2 separate regions of the Homo sapiens genome follow, and region 2 is linked to region 1. The links are chromatin contacts, found by Hi-C or POLR2A ChIA-PET in ENCODE. All regions are on one chromosome and are shown on one strand. Each heading gives the region's core, a stretch centred on a gene start or an enhancer-like site at or near the end of the contact. The rest is flanking DNA. Distances are from core to core; before and after follow the strand shown. Region 1 overlaps KANK1 (KN motif and ankyrin repeat domains 1). Region 2 overlaps KANK1 (KN motif and ankyrin repeat domains 1).

Region 1 (6,413 bases), core at 1,971-4,470:
TCCACCTGAAAACAACTGGTTCTGCCCCCCCCTTTCTCCCAATCTGCAAGCTTCTGTTCATCCCTGTGAATAAAAATGCAGAATGACAAAAAGTCTGGGTGACTTACATTATTCTCCTTATCTCAACATAAATGTGAAATCTGGGGGTGTCAGCTAGTCAATCTCCAGGTCCTCGTAAAAGATAATGTGCCTGGTGGTTTTGTTTTGCTTTTCACAAACATGGAAAAGGGGAGGCATGGCTTAGAGGCAACTACATAATGAACTTAGCTGCTGAAAACAAATTCCAGCCCACTTCCAGAAGATGAAAAACAACACATAATGCATAGAAACTGTTCAAAGCTCCCATGACCTTTGCATCTGTCTCACTCTATCAGGAACTAGAAATGCCACCTCAGTTTTGACAGACTGGGCCTCCAAAACACAGCCTCTCTCATCCTTGGCTTCTCACCCAGCAGCACCACCTTCAAACCAGGGACAGTCCAGATACCAGAGTATGATCCAGTAAAAACTATTCAGGATTCAGATAAGTCAAATAAAAATCAGATGGTCTAAGAGTGTTTTGGAGGAGGGTAAAATATATAAACAATTTTCCATTTTCTATGCCTGTGCAGGAGCACTAGGTAGTATTTAGACTGTGCCTGCCACTTTAAATGCATTATGCCTTACCTCATCTGTCCCCCACAAAAAGCCCAGTGATAAATTTTCTCTATGTCCATTCTTCAGATGGAAAAACAGACTTAGAAAGGTTAAACATGCCTAAAGTCACAAACTGGCAAATCTAAACTCTGTACCCACACTAATGCTCTTAACCTAGGCTTAATATCTACGATATACAGTGATTAGCAACAGATTCTAAAAACAGCTATGACCCCTCCAAATTGCCCTTGGGGTTCAATGAATTTTACTGAAAAAATTAATGATTATCTCCTTTTTTCAACAACCTTTGTTCAAAACCTCACACACTCAGCTTTGCCTCTGACTGGCAATAAGTCACAATATCTCCATGGCACTGGCTTCAAAGCAATGCAAATATTCAAAAGTGCTTTCCTCTTCAAAGACATCACTGCAGGACAAAATCCAACTCCAAAACTGTTCCGACCAGCAACATGGTGCCAGAGATGCCCCATTATCGTCGGCAAAACACCCGGCCTCCAAGCACAGCCACCTCCCTGTTCCCTCCTGCAGCTGTGTACACAAGGTTTATTATACCCCAATGGCCAGCTTTGCTTTCTTGCCAAGAGATAAGAAAAACAAGGTTGAGACCCTACTGCTGGTATGAAAATCTTCGATCCACACTCCAGAAATCTGGAAATGCACTTCTACATAATAAACTGAAGCAGTTTTACGCACTTCCAAGATATTCCAAAAACAGTGATAAAGGCTATATTTTATTCCCAGGGTAAGGCTTAAAGGGCAAATAAGATGCTCACGCCAAGTAGCTTGGTGAAGACTTTCATATAAGGAATGTTAAGCTTCTGAGTATCAACTATATGTCTAAATTTAAAAATAAAACAGTTAGAACGTAGAATGGTTGTTACCAGGGGCTGGAGGGAGTGGAGGGAAATGGGGAGTTAAGGGTTGAATGGGTGCAGAGTTTCTATTTAGGAAGATGAAAGAGTTCTGGAGATGGATGGTGATGATGGTGGCACAACAATGTAAACATACTTAACATCAATGAACTATACACTCAAAATGATTGAAATGGTAAAAAAAAAAAAAAAAAAAAAAAAAGTGCTTGAGGCAGGAGAATCGCTTGAACCAGTGAGACAGAGGTTGCGGTGAGCCGAGATGGTGCCACTGCACTCCAGCCTGGGCAACAAGAGTGAAACTCTGTCTCAAAAAAAAAAAAAAAAAAAAAGACAAATGCTCTCAAACTCCTTTTAAATCTCTGTACACGAATGCTCTCAAACTCCTTTTAAATCTCTGTTCACCGTTATGCCTAAGTGGGGCCCAAGTCCCCTTTAGAGTCATCCAAGGAAAGGACTGACCACAGGGGCTCAGAGTGGCCCACAGACGATTTTACAGTCTAGTCTATAACGCCTCTGTGTTTGTGCTCATGTCCAATGAATGTTTTACACTTATTATCTTACAGGAAAAAAACAAGTTGTTGAAATTCCTCACTCATGTGCATGCTGCTTGGAGGCCAGGTGGATGTCTCAGGTGAGCATCTAGACAAAAGTTCTCTTCTCTCTTGGTATCACAATGTAACACAACAACAATCTGGCCCACACACACACAACACACACACACAGAAGCAGCCACATTTTTTCCCGATATATGGGCTATTTCAGAGTAACAGTGAGGACAGACGCCAGAAGGCGTTTTATTCTGCCACAGTTCAGAATAAAATGGTCTCTGGTTCACTACAGTCTCTTTTCTACATCTTAGGCAAATAAAGACTTTTTTCACAGAAAGAAAGGCACCAATGCTGCTGTACTCCAGTTAACTACTGATGCTGTATTTTCATCACCTGAGACTGGACCAAGAGTTGCATCTCAAATGACAGAGTCCCCACAATCAAATCTCTTTATCCAACTCTCAAATTGAGTTTTGCTTTGCAATTGTTGACCTATTTAATTGCTTTTTCTCTTCCTCAAGCCTGAATGTTCTGATTTGTAAGCCGATCTTGATCCCAAATTAAGTACTACTTTATTTTTACTTTTTTGAGACAGGGTCTCACTCTGTCACCCAGGATGGAGTGTAGGGGTACAATTACAGCTCACTGCAGCCTCCACCTCCTGGGTTTAAGCAACCCTCGCACCTCAGTCTCCTCAGTAGCTGGGACTATAGGCACGCACCACCACATCTGGGTATTTTTTATAGAGGGAAGGTTCTTGCTTTGTTGCCCAGGCTGGTCTCAAACTCCTGGCCTCAAGTGATCCTCCTGCATGGGCTTCCCAAAGTCCTGGGATTATAGGCATGAACCACTACACCCAGCCAATTAAGTACTTCTCACTATTGTTTTAGCATCTGTTTCCCCCTCATTGGAGGGATTTAAAAAAAAAAGGAAGCAAACCTTGAGTTAGAAAACTCTGACCTTTACCAGCCTAGGTCCCTAAACATTCTTTGAGTTACATAAAATATGATCAGTTTCCTTTAAAGTTTGCATAATTCATTTTTTAAAATTATTTTATTTTATTGAGATGTTGTCTCACTCTGTCACCCACGATGGAGTGCAGTGCCACAATCATGACTCACTGCAGCCTCAGCCTGCCAAGTAGCTGGAACTACAGGCATGCCCCACCACGTCTGGCTAATTTTGTATTTTTCATAGAGACAGAGTTTCATCATATTGTCCAGGCTGGTCTTGAACTCCTGGGCTCAAGCACTCCACCTTCCTGGGCCTTCCAAAGTGCTAGGATTATAGGCATGAGCCACCGCTCCCAGCCACATAATTCATTTTTAAATACCACTACAAAACTGACAATTAACATCAACAATAAAATATTTAATACAAGCCCAATCCTCCCTAATACAAACATATTCTTAACAATTAGAATAGTGTCACAACTAAAACATGAATAGCTCAACATCACAGAGCTAGGCAGAGCAACACAACAGAAGTCAAGAAACAGAAGTCAAGAAACAGACACATAGGCATGGGGGATTTAGTCAGAGGGAAAATGGACTATTAATAAATGACTGGGAAAACCAGTAGCCATCTGGGAAAAAAAGTAAACTTGGATCCATATGTACTAAAATAAATTCAATATGGATAAATAATTTAAATATAAAAATATTGAAACTACAAAAGTACCAAAAGAAACCCTGGACATTTTAAAAATAATAATTTTAAGATGGGGAACGCCTTTTTCTCTTCATGATATTAAATCCAAAGACTTTAAAATAAGCTGCTAATAAATTCACCAACATGGAAAAATGTAATATAACCCGAATCAAAAGATGAACAAACTGCAAACAACTCCAATTCTTATCACATGAGGGGCTTATTTCCCTTAGGTATAATGTCATACAACTTGGTAACAGCCCAATGGCAAAGGATATGAACAGTTCGCAGAAACACAAATACAAACAGCTCTTATAAATTTATGAAAATATGCTCATTCTCCTAAGAGAAATGCAAATTAAAAACAGATGAGATACCATTTTTTACTTAACAGATTGGTAAAGATTAAGAAATGTCATAACATACTGTACTGGCAACGATATAAAGAAACAAGTGCTTTCATGCCTTGCCTGTGAGAGCATAAGTTAGCACAGCTTCCATGAAAGGCAGCTGGAGTAACATCTGTGAGAAGTACAAATGCACATATGCATTCACCTGGTAATTCCATATTCATCACACATGGCACTATCACGTGTGAGCATAATACACGTACAAAGTTACCCCTTGCAGCATTGTTGGATGTAGCAAATCAATAGGAAACTGATTAAACAAAATATGGAGTTTAAAATCATACTATGCTGCTCTTTAAAATGATTTTAAAAAGAAACCCATACCTCCACATGGAGCAGTCTGAAGACACATGGTTCTATGAAAAAAAGATGCATAACAATATATGAAGTCTATTATCATCTGTGATTTCACAGGGAGAGAGAATATGATCATATACACACATTTTAAAAATATGTATGAGGCCGGGCGCGGTGGCTCACACCTGTAATCCCAGCACTTTGGAAGGCGAAGGCAAGTGGATCACGAGGTCGAGAGATCAACACCATCCTGGCCAACATGGTGAAAGCCCATCTCTACTGAAAATACAAAAATTAGCTGGGCATGGTGGCGCCATTGCACTCCAGCCTGGCGACAGAGCAAGACTCCGTCTCAAAAAAAAAAAAAGTGTATATATGTGTGTGTGTGTCTGTGTGTGTGTGTATATGTGTGTGTGTGTGTGTGTGTATATATATATATATTAACAGAGTTATCTCTGGAAGGAGGAATACCAGTTGCCTGTAAAGAGAGAATATGGTAGCTAGTACAGGAAGTGGGTGGCTTTTCACTATACACCTTTTACATCTTTTAAATCTGAGCCATGGGCCAGGCACAGTGGCTCACACCTGTAACCCCAGCACTCTGGGAGGCCAAGGCAGGAGGATCACTTGAGTCCAGGAGTTCAAGACCAGCCTGGGAAACATAGTGAGACCCTATCTCTACAACAAATAATAAATTAGCTGGACGTGGTGGTATGCACCTGTAGTCCCAGCTACTCGGGAGGCTGAGGTGGGATGATTGCTTAAGCCCAGGAGGTCAAGGCTGCAGTGAGCAGTGATCATAAGACTGCATTCCAGCCTGGCTTACAAATAAGATCCTGCCTCAAAGAAAAAAAAATTGAGACATATTAGCTTGAAAATGGCATGGTGGCTCATGCCTGTAATCCCAGCACTTTGGGAGGCCGAGGCGGCTGGATCACCTGAGGTCAGGAGTTTGAGACCAGCCTGGCCAACATGGTGAAACCAGGTCTCTACTAAAAATACAAAAATTAGCTGGGCATGGTGGCGGGCACCTGTAACGCAGCTACTTGAGAGGCTGAGACTGGAGAATTGCTTCAACCTTCAACCCAGAAGGCAGAGACTGCAGTGAGCCGAGATCAAGCCACTGCACTCCAGCCTGGGTGACAGAGTGAGACTCCGTCTCAAAAAAAAAAAAAAAAAAAAAAAAAAAAAAGTTATTTTTTAATTCAGTAAAATGGTTGTAAGGTAAAGCTGAGGAAATCCACCAGAAAATGGAATAAAAAGACCAAGACATAGAAAATAGGAGAGAAAAAGGTAAGATAATCAGAGGATTGCCCAGAAGGACCACCAACATTAGAAAATGCAAATTCAATGAAAAGAGGGAAAGTTATCTAAATATAATTTTTTAAATGTTCCAATAATTGAAAAACATTAAGTTCCCAGTTTGAGAAGGCCATTGTGTGCCCAGAAAAATGAATGCAAAAAGACCAATCAGAATACTTGGACAAAAAGAAAAATCCTAAAAAGTTTTTTTTTTTTTTTTCCCGAGACGGAGTCTCGCTCTGTTGCCCAGGCTCGATGGAGTGCAGTGGCACGATCTCGGCTCACTGCAAGCTCCACCTCCCGGGTTCATGCCATTCTCCCGCCTCAGCCTCCCGAGTAGCTGGGACTATACAGGCGCCCGCCACCACGCCTGGCTAATTTTTTGTATTTTTAGTACAGACAGGGTTTCACCATGTTGGCCAGGATGGTCTCAATCTCCTGACCTTGTGATCAGGAGTGCTGTGATTACAGGCATGAGCCATCGCGCCCCGCCCCTAAAAACTTTTAAAGAGAAGTGAGGGGAAACTCTATTTTTTTTTTTTTAATAAAAAGCTGGAACTTAAGGGAACAATCTCTTTAAAGTTCTGAGGGAAAAGGACTTTCAAACTAGAACTGTACACCTGGCCAAACTAGTAAGTGTGAAGGTAAAAGAAAAAAAAAAAAAAGACAATTTAGAT
Region 2 (6,413 bases), core at 1,819-4,318, 40 kb before region 1:
CCTATTTCTACTAAAAATACAAAAAAATTAGCCACGCGTGGTGGCGGGCACCTGTAGTCCCAGCTACTCGGGAAGCTGAGGCAAGAGAATGGCGTGAACCCAGGAGGTGGAGCTTGCAGTGAGCCAAGATTGCGCCACTGCACTCCAGCCTGGGTGACAGAGCGAGACTCTGTCTCAAAAAAATAATAATAATAATAATAAATCCTCATTTTTATTTATTAGATAAGTTTAGTGACAAGTGAAATCAAGTTGTTCCTCTAGCTCCTCCACATTTACAAATTATACTTTATTCTCTGATTATAGAGACTGTCCTTTGGTAATGACATCAACTCACGCAGCACTTGACTGACTGCAGCAGCATATCAGCATCATGAATACTCCAAGTCAGACTCTCTTCCATATCTGCCAGTAATTACAATTTACACCAGCTCAAATATTTTCTCACAAAGCATGCCAGAAGAAAAGAGAACTTTTGGTTAAACCTCAACTTTATTGTATTAGGACATACATTGTGATAATAGTAATGAGACTGCAAAGTATGAAAAGGCAAGTCCTAAATGGATCACTTGATCCAATCTTACCTTTTTCTAGCCCAAAAAGAAATTTTATTTCAGAAATTTTTAATATAAAGATGGAAATGTGGGAAGACCGTTATGCCAGAAACAGCGATGTTTTAACTCATGAGTTAAAACATGTTCTGATGCAAAAAATGCACTGACTTTAGAAATTTCTGCTTAACACACATGTCCTTCAAAAAAGCAAAAGTAGGGCTGGACATGGTGGCTTATGTCCATATTGTAATCCCAGTGCTTTGGGAGGCCATGGCAGGAGGATTGCCTGAGGCCAGGAATTCAAGACCAGCCTGGGCAACATATCGAGACCCTGTCTCTACAAAAAAAATTTTTTTTTTTTGAGATGGAGTCTCGCTCTGTCACTCATGCTGGAGTGCAGTGGAGCGATCTCGGCTCACTGCAAGCTCCACCTCCCAGGTTCACGCCAGTCTCCTGTCTCAGCTTCCCGAGTAGCTGGGACTACAGGAACCCACTACCACGCCCAGCTAATTTTTTTCTATTTTTTAGTAGAGACGGGGTTTCACTGTGTTAGCCAGGATGGTCTCGATCTCTTGACCTCATGATCCGAAATAGCTGGGTATGGCAGCACAAGCAAGTAGTCCTAGCTGTTCAAGAGGCTGAGGCAGGAGGATGCCTTGAGCCCAGGAGTTTAAGGCTGTAGTGAACTACAATTTCTCCACTGCACTCAAGCCTGGGAAAAGAGCAAGACCCTGTCTCTTAGAAAAAAAAAAAAAAAAAAAATCACTGTTTATTACAACCATAAGTTAAGAGTTGTATTAGTGGAGGGAAAACATTGACTTTCCATTTTTAATTTGTTTTAAACTGAAATGCCCTAAAAAAGGAAAATAAGCATCTCCTCCCAGCAACCTCCAAAGTTGGACGGCAGAAAAAGATGCCCAACCACAAAGTTCCGAGTTGTTCTGCACCTACACCCACAAGTAACCTGGGAATACTATCACCTGGTGAACTTGGGACTTGATTTATGAGACATGAAGCTAAAGTACAAACTCAGAGTCCTTACCAAATACATAAGAATTTTCCTATAAACCCATATTTTTCTCTCTCTGAATAATCTATGTGCTGCCTTTTAAACAAAATGAATTCTTTAACTTTTCTGATAAATGACAGAACATACCTTGCTCCATGTGTCTGCTTCTCAGCTGAGACTCTATAGTCCAACTGTATTTCTGGCATTCATTCAAAAAAGCCAAACTGTTAAGTCTCTAAATGTAAATTTATATGAGATTAAAAAGTGCCTGGGAATGAGACAGTTATCTTAGTCACGTTTTTCTTTTTAAAAAACGTTTTTAAAATTTTTTTTTTTTTTATTTAGAAGTGAAGCATAGCTGTTTCCTTGCCTACTACAAAGAAAAAAGTAATCTACCTTGTTAAATAACATGTGACTTCCTTGGCTAAATCTTAACAAGCAATACATTCCTGACTAAGGCTTTTTATTTTATTATTTTTCCAGTGTAGGTGTTGAGAATTTTCATTAAAAAGGGCTCCAACACTGGAACAAATCCATTAACACGTGTTGCCAAAGGAACACTCTGTAACTTCTGCATTATCATACCCTCTAGCAATTGTCAACAATCTCTCTGGCAAAGGCTTCCTCTGGTTTATACATAACTGTATCGAGTATTTCTGTTTGCCTTGCTAACAATGCCTTTTCTTGCAGAGAAGACATATGACACCACCATGTCACACAAAACACCCCACAGTGGAGCTGGTTTTCGATGGAGTGCTGGAACCATCAAGGGGCTAGGTCCCCAAGGAGATGGGCACTCTCTCATACCACAACAGAGGTGCAAACTGGTCCCATTTTTACAAGAAATCAATTTGACAAAATGTATCAAGGATCTTTAGAGTAGTTTTTTAAAAATATATATGTTTGTAACTCCTGACCCAAACATTTCACCTCTAATAATATACAGTAAGAAAATGATGTTCAAAAAAATTCCACACAGATTTCAGCACAAATATATTCACTGCCCATTATAATAGCAAAAAGTCAAAAACTTACATTATTATTAAAATAGTATGCAGAGATTAAGCATGTTTAGAAAGTCTCATGAAAAACTAAGCCAACGGGTCTTAAATGACTTTACTAAATTCACATGAAAAGCAACATAATTTAGGCATTATCTAATTAGCATGCATATTTCCTAAAAACTTACAAAAACTACAAATTTTCAAAGGCTTGGTATAGATGACAATTAGTGTAAGTTACTGGAGGCAAGTGGTGTTAAAAAGGAGAATAAGTCTCCAATGCTCAGTTTCCATAATCGAATGAAGCAGCATGCACTCACATTTTATCAACAGCATTTAGAAAATTATTTCTGCCTTTTATGCTGATGAAAGATCCTCTAACAGATTAACTTTCTGGTAAGAGTACCTCAGAGACAGGGTCTAGGTCACAGATTAGGCTTCTAGGGACCTGTGTCTAGATTTCTGTTTATACGGCGAGCTGTACACCCAGCTGGGCCCACTGGACAACAGTGCAGCCATCAGTGCAACTGCCAGCAAACCTCTCTTATCTCAACACTGTTAACTATGCTCAAAAAGCAAGTCAAGGCTTTCTATTCGGGGCTTACTAAGGACATCAAATTTTCATTGTGACGAAAATACAGCTACGGATTTAAAATTTTAAGTCTACATTATCTCCACAAAAACATTTTGTCCCCAAATGTACACACACAATCATACTAGGCCAAAGAATAATACATTCTCCAAAGTAGCAATGAGAGAGCACTCTCCAAGCACAGATTAAAACAAAGCCATCACAGAAACAACAGACATCTAAACAAACAAAAAACCCAATACAAGGAGAAAAAAACTATTCTATTCTCCTAAATAATTGTTTTAAAAAACATAAATCCTAATACGAGACTGTGTTGAAAGTAATGAAAAGGCCTGGGGTGGGGAAGGTGTATAATGAATGAAAACAGAAACCTTACAACGTATCAAGTGTTACGGAATCTGATGAAGGTTGAGAACAGAGAAAAATGTAAGCCCTAAATAATTAACATAAGTGAACTACATATTGAAATGAGAAAAAAAAAACACCCAATCTGTTTGAAAAATGATTACAAAATACTTCACTAATAATGAATGCATTAATAGAAAAAATAGAAGTGAAATTCAAAAGCTTCCTTGAAAAGCCAACCAGAGAAGTAAACTTCTGGTAAGTCTAGATGAAAGAAAAGTGAACACAATTAGAATATACGTATTGTCTCAGTCAATTTTCTGTTGCTTATAACAGAATACCTGAAACTGGGTAATTTATACAGAAAAGGTATTTATTTCTTACAGGTACAAAGGCTGAGAAGTCCAAAGTCTAGGGCTGCATCTGGTGAGGGCCTTCTTGCTGGTGGGGACTTGACAGAGTCTGGAGGCAGCACAGGGAATCACATGGTGAGGCGGCCGAGTGTGCTAGCTCAGGTCCCTTCCTCTTCTTAAAAGCCACCAGCCCTACTCCCCTGATAACCCATTAATCCATTAATCCATGAATGGATTAATCCATTCATGAGGGCAGAGCCACCTCTTAAAGGCCCCACCTCTCAATATTGCCACATTGGGGGTTAAGTTTCAACATGAGATTCACATGGGACATTCAAACCTTAGCAAGCACTATAACATACTGAGGGACCATAAATAGGAGACGAACATATAGAGATAGGAAGCTATGTTTTTTGAGACAAAGTTGATAAAACAGAGGGGAGGCAGGAAGAAAGGAAGGCAGGTGGGCAGGACTGGGTCAGGCAGCTGGATACAGTAGTGTGTCAGGCAGATACTGAGAAGATACCTCTGCACTAACAGCCTCCCAATGCCCCACAGTGGAGCTGGTCCCCAGCTGAACCTCTACAGGTGGGTAGAAGAGCACCAGAGCCATTCCTCCCTCCCCAGGAGCTCTGTCTACAGTGAGCTACATACTCAAATATACCCCGATGAGTGTGGAAATCGATCCCATTTTTAAAAGATATAAATTTGGCAAAACATATTAAGGGTTTTTTAAGTGGTCATGATCTTTTAAAATGTGACTTCTGACCTGTAATTTTGCTTCTAATCATACACATACTAAGGAAATAATGTTTTTAAAAAATCAACCTTGGCCAGGCATGGTGGCTCACACCTGTAATCCCAGTGCTTTGGGAGGTTAAGGTGGGAGGCCAGGAGTTCGAGATCAGCCTGGGCAACATATTGAGATTTTGTCTCTACAAAAAAATTTTAGAAAATTAGGCAGGCATGGTGATGCACACCTGTAGTCCTAGCTATTCAGCAGGCTGAGGCGGGATGATAGCTTGAGCCCAGGAGTTTGAGGTTAAAGCATGCCATGACTGCACCACTGCACTCCAACCTGGGCAACAGAGTGACGATCATGCCACTGCACTCCAGCCTGGGTCACAGAGCAAGTCTCTGCCTCTATGGGAGAGACAGGAAAAAAACCCCACAGACTTACACATAAATACATCCACTGCCTCACTACTGTAAAAATTTCAGAAACTTAATAATTTGTTAAATTATGATACATATCTTAAACATGTTTATGAAGATTAAGGAAATGCTTACTTTATAAAGTTAGGTTGAAAACTGGGTATGATGTTGAAGATTTTAAACAAAAATATAAAAATGAATGGAAGGGACTATATCAACATTTGAATATTTTTGCCTTTGGTGTAAAAAATCTTGAGAAGTTGATTTTTAACATGCATTATAGATAAGGTAGTGGTTATAACCACATCAAGATAAATGTAAACTATTCTCACACAGGATCACTCTCTACCTCATACTTCACTCATCTGTGAATTTAGTCAAATTAACTCTTGAGCTTTGTTTTCTTCTCTGTAAAATGAAGATAATCATAGCTACCTGATATGGGCACAAAGAAAAAAAAAAACCAACAATGCCAAGCGTTGAACTTTGGCACTCTCTCTTTGGAAGACTGTAAGTTTTGTCCATGCTGGTGACTTTGGAGCCAGTTTTAAAAATTAACTCTAAATTCAATACCACTGGGCCTCTTAAAGTTATAAAACATCTGCAAACTTCTATACTGCAAGAACGTACTCAAATGAGAGACTCTAATTCTGATAAGCTCGGGCATCTCCCTGGGTAACCAATAAATTTTAAAATGGGCCAACACTGCACCAAAGTTCCATGAGGAAGGGACTTATCAAGAAGTGCTGCCTTTCAGAGGAAAACATTCTCATGGATGACTTGGTTTCACATTTCCAAACATGTTTCATTTATATGGCACATTCAAACTAAGAAATGCTGCAAAAGTTCTCTTTGCTGGCTCCAATCAATGCAGAAGGTACTTAGAAGAGGGAAGTGAAACTGCTTTTGCAAAACTGTGACAGTAAGAGATATCTGACCCTTGCTTCTAACCTCCAAGTTGTCCTTCGTCATTCCTGGGCATGGGCAAAGCTAACTTCGGGGAAAATTTAGTTTATAGTTTAACTTTAAAGCAAGAATGAGAATAGCACTTTCCAAAACTAAATCAACTTTGTAAAGCTAATGAAACACCACAAGGTTAGGGTTATGAGAAGGGCCTGAATTCTGCTAAGATGTAGGCATAGAAGGCAATCCTAAGCAAAAAGAACAAAGCTGGAGGCATTACACTACCCAACTTCAAACTACACTACTGGGCTACAATAACCAAAACAGCATGGCACTGGTACAAAACCAGACACACAGACCAAGGGAACAGACGAGAGAACCCAGAAATAAGGCCGCATACCTACAACTATCTGATCTTTGACAAACCTGACAAAAACAAGCAATGGGGAAAGGACTCCCTGTTGAATAAATGGTGCTGTGATAACTGGCTAGCCATGTGCAGAA

The links. Hi-C counts contacts between places; a loop is a spot of excess contacts on that map. ChIA-PET counts read pairs that join two places held with the same protein, here RNA polymerase II (POLR2A). Pooled maps may share reads with other maps.
Region 2: a loop to region 1 is called in a map with no recorded cell type, with 2.3 times the contacts of the local background. The contact joins two enhancer-like sites. A Hi-C loop is called at or near these places in 2 of 168 maps with a recorded cell type or tissue (CD4-positive, alpha-beta T cell and Caco-2), 2 of 37 single-sample maps with no recorded cell type and 2 of 50 pooled maps. POLR2A ChIA-PET finds 5 or more read pairs at or near these places in 5 of 52 experiments (MCF 10A, OCI-LY7, Panc1 and 2 more).

The regions. Positions count from the first base shown.
Region 1 is chr9:527,683-534,095 of GRCh38, reverse strand. The region is part of intron 1 of KANK1 (KN motif and ankyrin repeat domains 1); the gene reads right to left. Among named protein-coding and RNA genes, the nearest start is that of KANK1, 26 kb to the right of the region's middle. Within about 2 kb of position 3,220, at least 3 of the 41 ENCODE cell types and tissues checked have a DNase peak (open chromatin) inside an H3K27ac peak, as active enhancers do.
Region 2 is chr9:567,051-573,463 of GRCh38, reverse strand. All of the region lies in intron 1 of KANK1 (KN motif and ankyrin repeat domains 1), which reads right to left. Among named protein-coding and RNA genes, the nearest start is that of KANK1, 66 kb to the right of the region's middle. Within about 2 kb of position 3,068, at least 3 of the 41 ENCODE cell types and tissues checked have a DNase peak (open chromatin) inside an H3K27ac peak, as active enhancers do.